Regions from separate parts of the Homo sapiens genome. Here region 1 is linked to region 2. Evidence: read pairs that join two places in POLR2A ChIA-PET (ENCODE). Cell type or tissue: GM12878. All regions are shown on one strand. Each heading gives the region's core, and the rest is flanking DNA. Links, peaks and the distances in the headings are about the cores only.

Region 1 (5,387 bases), core at 326-5,325, 94 kb after region 2:
ATTTCTCGTTTTCCTTCTACCTGTCTGTACTGCATTTTTCCTCTCAGTTGTTAGGCTTGCTCAGGTCTCTCCCCTTTTAAAATCAAACAAAAAACAACAACAACAACAAAAAAGCACCTGTAATTCCACCAGCACTTGCTTTAATCTTTGCTTTTCACAGCCAAGCTATTTGAAAGCCTACTTTTGTCTCTCTATTCTTACTTTCTATTTACAATTATATTTTAAATGGGGGAAGGTATAGGGACATGAAGGGAGATAAGTTTACTTCACTTGAGTTGGTAAAATTATGACACCGGGAAATTGTGATACAGACACACACACACATACACACAATAATGTATACCTAGAGCAGCCACTATAGAAGCTGTAAAAAGAGATAACTCAAAAACACCATAGATAAATTAAAATGAAATTCTAAAAAATAGGTAACCTAAGGATGGCAAGAAAAAGAAAACAGAGAAATGAAGAACAGAGAGAATGAACAGAAAACAAAAAATAAAATAGCAGACCTAAGCCCTAACATATTAATAATACCATTAAATGTAAATGGTCTAAATATACCAATTAAAAGATAGTGATTGGTAAAGTGGATTAAAAAACATGATCCAGGCTGGGTGCAGTGGCTCATCCCTGTAATCCCAGCTACTTGGGAGGCTGAGGTGGGAGAATTGCTTAAACTTAGGAGGCTGACGGAAGTTGCAGTGAGCCAAGATCGCGCCACTGTACTCATTCCAGCCTGGGTGACAGAGCAGGATTGTTTCAATAAAAAAACAAAACAAAACAAAAACCATGATCCAATTGTCTGCTATTTTCAGTAAACTCACTTGAAATATAATGATATAGGCCGATTAGAAGTGAAAGAGTGGAAAAAGATATATCATGCAAACACTAATCAAAGGAAAACAGGATTGGCCATATTAAAATTAAGGCAGATATCAGAGCAAAGAAAATTATTAGAGACAGAGAGGGACATTATTTAGTGATAAAAGGGTCAATCTATGAAGAAGATGTGACCATTCTAAATGTATATATACCAAGTAACAGAGTTGCAAGATAGATGAAACAAAAATTGAAAGAATGGAAAGGAAAAATAGATCCACAATTATAACTGGAGACTCAACACCCTTCTCTCAACAATTGATATAACAACAGACAGAAAATTTGCAAGGATGTAGATCAACAACATCATAAGCCAAAGGATTTAATTGGCATTTATAGAATACTCTACCCAACAACAGCAGAATACACATACATTTCAAGTGCCCATGGAACATATACCAAGGTAGACCATATTGGCTATAAACAAACCTGAATATATATAAAAGAACCGAAAATCATACCGAGTGTGTTCTCTGATTACAATGGAATTAAACTAGGAATTAATATTAGAAAAAAGACAAGAGAATGTCCAAACACTTGGAAACTTAAAGAGCACTCTTCTAAATAATCTATATGTCAAAGGGAAGTCTCAAAGGAAATAAAACAATAAATTGAACTGAATGAAAATGAAATTGCAACATATCAAAATTTGTGGAACATAGCTAAAGCAGTGCTGAGAGACAACTCCCAGCAAGATATTTTTATAGACATAGGCAAGATTATTTTAAAATTTGGATGGAAAGGCAAAGAACCTAGAATAGCTGTATTAGTTTGCTAGGCATTTAGATCAGACAAATGAAGAGTATGTTCACACACACACAAAAAGTACACAAATGTTTATTTTATATCAGCTTTATTTGTAATAGCCAAAAACTACAATTTGCAACAGGTAAATGAACAATGATACACCTATACCGTGGGATATACTATTCACCAATAAAAAGATTGAACTGCTAATACATGAAACAACCTGGATGAATTGCTTGAGAATTATACTGAGTAGAAAAAAGCCAATCCCAAAAATTAGATACTGTATGATTCCATTTATATAAAGTATTCGAAGTGAAAACAACTGTGGCAGTGAACAGTTGAGTGGATGCCAGGGACTACAGAAGGGGTGAGGCATAAGAGAAGCAATTGTGGCTATAAAAGGGCAACACTGTGGGATCCAACATGAGGACAACATGTGGTTATGGAAATATTCATCATGTTTTACTATACTGTCAATATCCTGATTTTTATGTTGTATTATTTGTAAGATGTTAAAGTTGGATAAAATTGAATAAAGGCTACAGGAAATCTCCCTTGCTTCCTCCTTCCTTCCTTCTTCCCTCCCTTCCTCCCTCTCTCTTTCCTTCCGTCCTCTTTCCCTCCCTCCATTCCTTCCTTCCTTCCTTCTTCTTTTCTTTTCTTTTCTTTTTTTTTTTTTTTTTTTTTTTTTTTGAGGCAAGGTCTGACACTGTTGCACAGGCTAGAATGCAGTGGCATGATCTCGGCTCACTGCAACTTCTGCTTACCAGTCTCAAGCCATCCTTCCACCTCAGCCTCCCAAGTAGCTGGGACCACAGACATGAGCCACCACACCCAGTTAATTTTTGTATTTGTCGTACAGATGGGGTCTCAACACTTTGTTGCCCGGGCTGGTCTCAAACTCCTGAGTTCAAGTGATTTATCCACCTTGGCCTCCCAAAGTACTGGGATTACAGGTGTCAGCCACTGTGCCTGGCCTGTATTATTTCTTAAAATTGCTTGTGAATCTGTAATTGTCTCAAAATAAAAAGCATATTCACTTCCTTAGTTCATTACAGATTCTCTCTTCCTGTTTATTTATTATTGATCCTTATTGTTAAATGTAGTAGAAACTTTTCTGTTTTTATACTAATCTCTTCAAGATTTGACTTTTCTTATTTTGAAGTCCTTGGCTCAATGAATAACTGAGACAAGTCATTGCATTTTCCTCTGACTTCTTTGATAGACTCTCTCTTGGTTTTCTTCCTCCCTCTCTGGCTGCTCCTTCTGGAGCACATCTCCCTCTTCACTCTTGTCACCTTGTATTATATTCTCACTACATCTGCCAAAACTCCAGTTATAGTACTACCCCGGTCACACCCTTCCGTTGGCTTTCCACCTGATCCAGAATAAAAGCTGGTCTTTTTTTTGGCCTAAACTCCACCTGATCTGGCAGCCTATTTCCCCTCTGACCTCATCGCCTGCTAATCTTCCTCTCATTCATTTGGCTGCAGCCACATTGGCCTCCTGGCTGTTCCGAGATTAAACCAGATACTTCCTTTGAGGGCTTTTGTACTTCGTGTTCTTCTATTTGGAATTTTCGTCCTCCAGGCAACTGCATGGTTTGTTCTTATCTCAGGTCTTTACTGAAAAGTCCCTTCATTGAGGTTTTCCTTTGGCCACCCTATTCAACAGCTCGTACCCCCAACACTGAGACTCCCTATTCTACTGTCATGCTTTATTTTTTTCTAGATAGTCATCATCATTTATTTGTTGTCTGACCCTCCCAACCAGTGTAATCTCTATAATTGCATGAATTTTGTTTCTTATTTAGTGATGTGTATCCAAAACCTAGAACGGGGTCAGCAAACTTTGTCTGAAAGATAATAAATATCTTAGGCTTTGTGGGCTCTATGGTTTCTGTCACAACTACTCTTTTTGGAGAATGAGAGAAGCCATAGATAGTAAGTAAATGAGTGGGCATGTTGTGTTCCAAAAAAGCTGTTTACAGACACTGAAGTTTGACTTTCATGTAATTTTTTTTTTTTTTTTTTTTTTTTTTTGAGATAGAGTCTTGCTCTGTTCCCCAGGCTCTAGTGTAGTGGCGCAATCTTGGCTCACTGCAACCTCCGCCTCCTGGGTTCAAGCGATTCTCCCGCCTCAGCCTTCTGAGTAGCTGGGATTATAGGCACCCGCCACCACACCCAGCTAATTTTTGTATTTTTGTTAGAGATGGGGTTTCACCATGTTGGCCAGGCTGGTCTCAAACTCCTGACCTCAAGTGATCCACCTGTCTCAGCCTCCCAAAGTGCTGGGATTACAGGCGTGAGCCACCACGCCCAGCCTAATTTTCACTTCATGAAATACTATTCTTTTTTTTCCCTAAACATTTAAAAATGTAAAATACTTTCTTAGCTTATGGGCCCTACCAAAATAGGCCTGGCAATAGGACTTAGTGTACAGACCCCTGGATTAGGATAGCATCTGCATATAGTAGGTACAAAGGAATAATTTTTTCCCCCAGAAATAACTGGAAACTCTATAATTGTTATGTTGATTATTGTGTTTAAATCTAATTAAGGTATTTTGTTTTCCTTTTTACATAAGAACATAACTTTCTGCAATAAAATACTAGCTTATATCAGTTAGACTTAATTTACTCTGTGCCCTTACCCTAGGTAGACACTTGAATTAGCTTTCATATACTCATTTCAGAGTTTTTTTAAAAATGATTTATTATTATTATTTTAAATAGAGACAGGGTCTCCCTATGTTGCCCATGCTGGTTTTGAACTCCTGGGCTCAAGTGATCCTCCTGCCTTGTCCTCCCAAAATATTGGGATTATAGGTGTGAGCCACCACACCCAACCTCATTTCAGAGTTTTAAGGGAATTTCAGAGTTTCTTTATTTTACATATGAAATCCCTGAGGCTCATGAGTAAAATGATTTATAGGAATCTGAATCCAGGCTTTATGATTTGTACTCATGTCAGTAACTCATATGAGGAATAAAACTAAACATTTAATTTAATGTGTATTTGTTCATTTTATTTATTTTACTCTTTCTGATTCTTATGTAATCATTAACTTGCTCATTTTAATTGCTAGATTTTACTTAAACAATTTCAGCTAGAAATATATTTCATTTGGAAGATTAGGCTGTGGTGGTATGATATTTTTCCATTTCTGATGAGACTGTTTTTATCCCACACATTTAAGTGATAGGTTGTTTTTAATGTTTTAAAACAGAAAAGGATTAGAGTATTTTACTTGGGCTAGTAAGAATGAAAATAAATCAGCTCAAAGAGTCAGAATAGTAAATATACTATAATCTGAAGAGAAAAAAGTCAGAATGCAAAAAGCACAAAAGTAGCTGTCCCTCTGCCCCAAGAAAAAGAAAAAAAGACTGGTAGAATCTGGCATTATATTCTTAAGACTAGGAAGGCATGGGATCTTGAGTTTTCAATATAATGCTGGATGCCTGAATGTCTTTTTCTCCTCACTAATCAATACCCAGAACTCTCCCTGAAACACACACTCAGTACTACATATATTTGAATTCTTCTGGTTCTTGAGTATTTTTTTTTTTTTTTTTACATTTTAAGGAGTATGGACATCTCCAATAGTACTTTGTAGTCTATGAATATTAACATTTGATTTTACAATGCTATCATTGATGTTCTCTCTGTAGATATACCTGTGTTTCCCACAATCACAGCCACTGTGACTTTTCAGGAGTTTCGATACGATGAATTTGATGGCTCCATCTTTACTATACC
Region 2 (5,359 bases), core at 360-5,359:
CTAAAAAACCCATTCCTGTCTCTGTTCTAATTCTCTTGTTTCTAGCCTTTGTCGATCTAAAAATAATTTTAATTATGAATGTTTCACTTTATCTTTTCCTTTTCATCTCATTGACTCAGCCTTTCACTGTGCTCCTGGCATTTTTTCTCCTTCTTCCTCCAAATCAGTCTGTAGGTTTTATCTGTCTCAAAGGAATTTCTTCCTTCAGGAACTTCCAGCTGTTATTGGCTCTGGTTTCCTTGGCAACCCCTGCTTCTCAGATTTTTTTTCTGATTACTTAAGAGAAATTTTACAAAATCACTGATAACCACTGATCAGAAACCGTAGAAGAAAGGGAAAGTGCTCTGCATTGCCTCTGAGAAAGGAAGGGGGCAGATTTAGAGGAAAGAGAAAAATACTGAGACCCAGGGAGATGGAAGTAAAATGTGTGAATTAAGTATTGATTTACATGGTTTGTTATTTTCATCTGTCAGTGTACTGCTGTGTCGTCAGATTTCAGAGACAATTACCTCATTAGTTAGATAGCCCTATCATCTATCAAACAAAATACTCCTAGATCTTGTTCAACCATTGTGGAATGTAGGAAATCATATTCCAGATTATTGTGAGAATATAAAACACAAATCTTCAGAGAAGATGAAAGAAAAAAGATGTAGACTAAACTTGCACTAATATTTACATTAGAAACATTATTAGTATGCAATGCAATGAGAATTGAGTAAGGTTAGTAACTACAGATCCTAATTGGAAGTCTGTTGATATATTTAAAAAATATAACGAGTGAGATTTTATTTTGTACAGTACTGCTGTTCTGTATTTCATGTTACCATACTACTGCTTTTGTTAAATGAAGACACCAGGACAGGGATTAGGTGCTTTGTGTAGGGCTAATAGAGATACATAAATTTCTGGCAAAATTCACAACGTTCTTTCTTAGAGACAGATTTAACTGTCTAGTCAGTGTTTGGTGTTGGTGAGCACATAACTATCTAACAAAACTCTCATTAGAAAAAGTTGAAAAACATTCATTTTTCAGAAGCTTTTTGCTATTCAAGGCAAATTGAGCATTATTGAGTTAACTACACCAGGAGAGAAATTAATTTGCTAATTTGTAGAACTACAGAGTATTACCTAGCAAATTCAGTAGTTTAGTTCTCAGGGTTTTTTTTTTTTTCCTTTTGGCATGGAGTCTAGCTCTGTTGCCCAGGCAGGAGTGCAATGGCACAATCTCGGCTCACTGCAACCTCTGCCTCCCAGGTTCAAGCGATTCTCCTGCCTCAGCCTCCCAGGTAGCTTGGATTATAGGGGTCCACCACCACGTCCGGCTAATTTTTGTATTTTTAGTAGAGACGGGGTTTCGCCATGTTGGCCAGGCTGGTCTCGAACTCCTGGCCTCAGGTGATCCACCCGCCTCAGCCTCCCAAAGTGCTGGGATTACAGGCGTGAGCCACTGCGCCTGGCCAGTAGTTTAGTTCTATACTTGAATTGATGGATTGCATTCTATCTTGTAAAATTTGAATAAAAAGTAAATACAGTGTTTACCAGTGAAGTTATTTACTCATTACATATTGATATAATTGATAATCACTACATATTTTATCATATTGAATTCAAGACACTGTGATAACAGATTTTTTTGAAGCAAAATCCTGTTTTAAGTCTTTGGATATAGTACTTTTGCTGACCACTCTTGCATTTGTCTCTCCAACATTATTCCCCACCTCATTCCCATTATGAAACAGTTCACTGTTTGGAGAGCTGGGCCCCACCTCCGGCTCCGAGATCAATCCTGATTGGGTGAAACTAATCTGAGTAACCCCTCCTTCACAGGGGTTTGTCAGATAACCCAGGCTTGAGCCAATCACCGTTCTCTGGGACACAGATTGGACTGAGTTATCTTGTAACTGTCATACTCCAGATTTATGTGGGAGCAGGAACTCCTTTGGACCTTAAGGAGGAAGCACGTGGCTGCTTTTACCTGCTGGCAGTTATCTTGTGTTCTTGAAGGAAGCAGGCCTGAGGAGGACTCCTCATACAGAGAGAAACACCGAGAGATTCACTGAAAAACTGACATGGGATCCTGAGGGGCCACTCTTGAAGACTTATCTCTGCACCTTTCTGGTATGTAAGTCAATACATTCCTTTAATTTAACCCTGTTTCAATTGAATTTATTGTTACTTCTACATGAAAAACAAAAAGTCCTAAATGATATATCTACTCTTTGGCTTCATGTAAGAATTCAAGAGTGTAGCAGCTAATTTCAGTGTAGTTATATTGGGATTATTTAAGAAGTTTATTTAGCATCTCATTACTGAGTCTGCAGTTGTCTTAGTACCTTGTAGATACTTGGGGTTTTGTGTTCTAATAGACTGATTAATTCAACAACTGCTTATTATTAATATAAGCATTCACTCCCTGTAGGGCACTGTGCATACAGCAATGATCAGCATGATTCCAGTGCTCAGAGAGCTCCAAGGATTAGTTGAGACCAGACAAGAATATCAAGGAGGCATGCAGAAGTTACAATGGGAAATCAAAAAGAAGACAAAGGAGGGACACCTAATTCAGAACGATGGGTTTGTTGGATAGGAGAGAAAAGGAGACGAATGGGCAGGTATCATCAAAGATTCCTAAGAAGAAGTTCCTAACTTCTGTTTTTGTGCCATTGACTCTTTGGCAGTGTGGAGAAACCCAGGGACCCATTTTCAGAACAGTGTTTTTAAATGCATAAAATATTTTGGATTAAAAGGAAACTCTGAGTATTGAAATACCTAACAAAATATTTTAAAAGCAAATTTGTAATACAGTAATGTATATGCTTCTTTATTAACTAATTAAAGAACAAGATATAGCAATGAGCATACCTATTAAGATAATTTTAGAGGTACTAATGACTATAAATGAAATTTTGAGTTGTCTGCAGCAACTGTTATGTGAAATGAAAATACCTGTGGTTTTTTTGGTTGTGAAGTCACAGGTACTACTAATGCTAATACTATTGTGGTTTGTGGCATACGTTCATAATAGAATGACATGCTAAATTTTATTTGGAAAGTTAGTTCAACACAATTTCCTGGCTCTGAATTCTATGCCAAGTTAAAAAAAAATTTGTGCTAAGAAGGGATAAAATTTGATGTAATTCTTTTATTTATTTATTTATTTTTTTAGACAGAGTCTCGCTCTATCGCCCAGGCTGGTGTGCAGTGGTGCAATCTCACTGCAACCTTTGCCTCCTGGGTTCAAGCCATTCTCCTGCCTCAGCCTCCCGAGCAGCTGGGACTACAAGCAGACGTCACCATGCCTGGCTGATTCTTTTTGTATTTTTCAGTAGAAATGGGGTTTCACCATGTTGGTCAGGCTGATCTTGAACTCCTGACCTCAAGTGACTTGCCCACCTCGGCCTTCCAAAGTGCTGGGATTACAGGCATGAGCTACCACGCCCAGCCCCAGAAAGCTTTTCTGATCATCCAATTTCTATTTTCCCCAAATAGAATTAATGACTTCCTTTTCTATATTGTATTGGGAGCTTATATAATTTCAATCCTTGTATTTTTCATAATGTATTACAATCATATTTCTATCTTTTTTATAATATATTGTAATCTTACATTTCTGTCATTTTTACAAGCCCTTAAAAATAATGGATGGGGCCAAGTGCAGTGGCTCACACCTGTCATCTCAGCACTTTGGGAGGCTGAGGTGGAAGGATCACCTGGGCCCAGGAGTTCAAGACCAGCCTGACCAACATAGTGAGACACGGCCTCTATAAAAAATAATAATAATAATGAATGGGCTGGGGGCAGTAGCTCACACCTGTAATCCCAACACTTCAGGAAGCCGAGGTGGGTAGATGGCTTGAGTCCAGGAGTTTGAGACTAGCCTGGGTGACATGGCCAAACCCAGTCTCTACAAAAAAATACAAAAATTAGCTGGGCCCTGTAGTCCCAGCACTTGGGAGGCTGAGGCGGGAGGATCCACTTGAGCATGGGAGGTGGAAGTTGCAGTGAGCTGAGATCATGCCACTGCACTCCAGCCTAGCTGACAAAATGAGACTCAAAAAACAACAAAAAATAAGTCTTGGTGTGGTGGCTCATGCCTGTAATCCCAGCACTTTGGGAGGCCGAGGTGGGCGGATCACCTGAGGTCAGAAGTTCGAGACTCAGCCTGGCCAACATGGTGAAACCCCATCTCTATTAAAAATACAAAAATTAGCTTGGCATGGTGGTGGAGACCTGTAATGCCAACTACTTGGGAGGCTGAGGCAGGAGAATTGCTTGAACCCAGGAGGCGGAGGTTGCAGTGAGCTGAGACCACACCATTGCATTCCAGCATGGGCAACGGGAACAAAACTCTGTCTCAAAAATAAAATAAAATAAAAAATAAAAAAGGATGATATTTATTTATTTATTTATTTATTTTTAAAGACAGGATACCTGTCACTTAGGCTGGTGTGCAGTAGTGCAATCCTAGTTCACTGCAGCCTTGGACTCCCAGGCTCAAGTGGATCTCCCACCCCAGCCTCTTGAGTAGCTGGGACTGCAGGTGTTTAGCACCACAGGTGGCTAATATTTTATATTTTTTGATAGAGATGGGGTTTCACTATGTTGCCCAGGCTGGTTTCAAACCCCTGACCTCAAGTGATCCTCCTGCTTTGGCCTTTCAAAGTGTTGGGATTACAGGTATGAGCTACCACACCTGGCCTGAATATTATTTTTGATATGTATGGTGTTTGATTTTACTGGAGGGATACTTATGAGTTTCCACATTCCATGGGTGACATCCATGGGTGACAGCCACTAATAAAGAAATTTCAAATTCAGACTCTAGTGATAGAATACTTCACAAGTATAACGGGATATTATTTGGTGTAGGTTTTTAGTAATAGGATGCTGGCCACTTACCCTATACACACGCTTTGAATATTGGTGTTTTCAAGATTTTGTTCTATATGGACCTTCTTAATTTCTCATTCTATAAACTTTTCTTTGGGGAACTCACCCACTTCTGGAGCATTAATTACTGTGTAATGATAACTTCTGAATCCAGCCCATACCTAGTTCTCTGTTACCTAAGGATCACTTGCAAATATCTAAAATGTAGAACATCTAACTCCCTACAGATAAGCAACTTTCAACTCAATATGCTAAGATTGAACTCATTTTTAAAAACCTCTTAAACCTTTTTCTGCCTCACTCTTACTAACTTGGTTCATGCTCTCATCATCTGATTTACTGCATACTTCTTTAAAGTTCTGTTCTTGATGCATACTTCTCTAAAGTATGAGTGACTGAATTTTCTTTTTTTTAATTTTTTTTTTTTTTTGAGACCAAGTTTTGCTCTTGTCACCCAGGCTGGAGT

Evidence for each region. ChIA-PET counts read pairs that join two places held together with the same protein. Peaks named below come from ENCODE experiments on the same cell type or tissue, not always from the same donor. Only the 100,000 strongest peaks of a DNase experiment are listed, where the experiment ranks them.
Region 1: POLR2A ChIA-PET joins it to region 2 with 12 read pairs; 10 of 35 experiments call an interaction of 5 or more read pairs at or near these places.

The regions. Positions count from the first base shown.
Region 1 is chr1:70,262,760-70,268,146 of GRCh38, reverse strand. It overlaps ANKRD13C (ankyrin repeat domain 13C), which reads left to right. Exons shown (of 13, transcript NM_030816.5): 13 at 5,300-5,387. Among named protein-coding and RNA genes, the nearest start is that of SRSF11, 44 kb to the right of the region's middle. In GM12878, for the core only: no CTCF peak of the experiment used is centred there; no DNase peak of the experiment used is centred there.
Region 2 is chr1:70,357,059-70,362,417 of GRCh38, reverse strand. The region is part of intron 1 of ANKRD13C-DT (ANKRD13C divergent transcript); the gene reads right to left. LINC03102 (long intergenic non-protein coding RNA 3102) reads left to right here and starts at 1,981. Exons shown (of 2, transcript NR_183713.1): 1 at 1,981-2,121; 2 at 2,423-2,859. RefSeq lists a silencer at 1,856-2,049 and an enhancer at 3,286-3,345. In GM12878, for the core only: no CTCF peak of the experiment used is centred there; no DNase peak of the experiment used is centred there.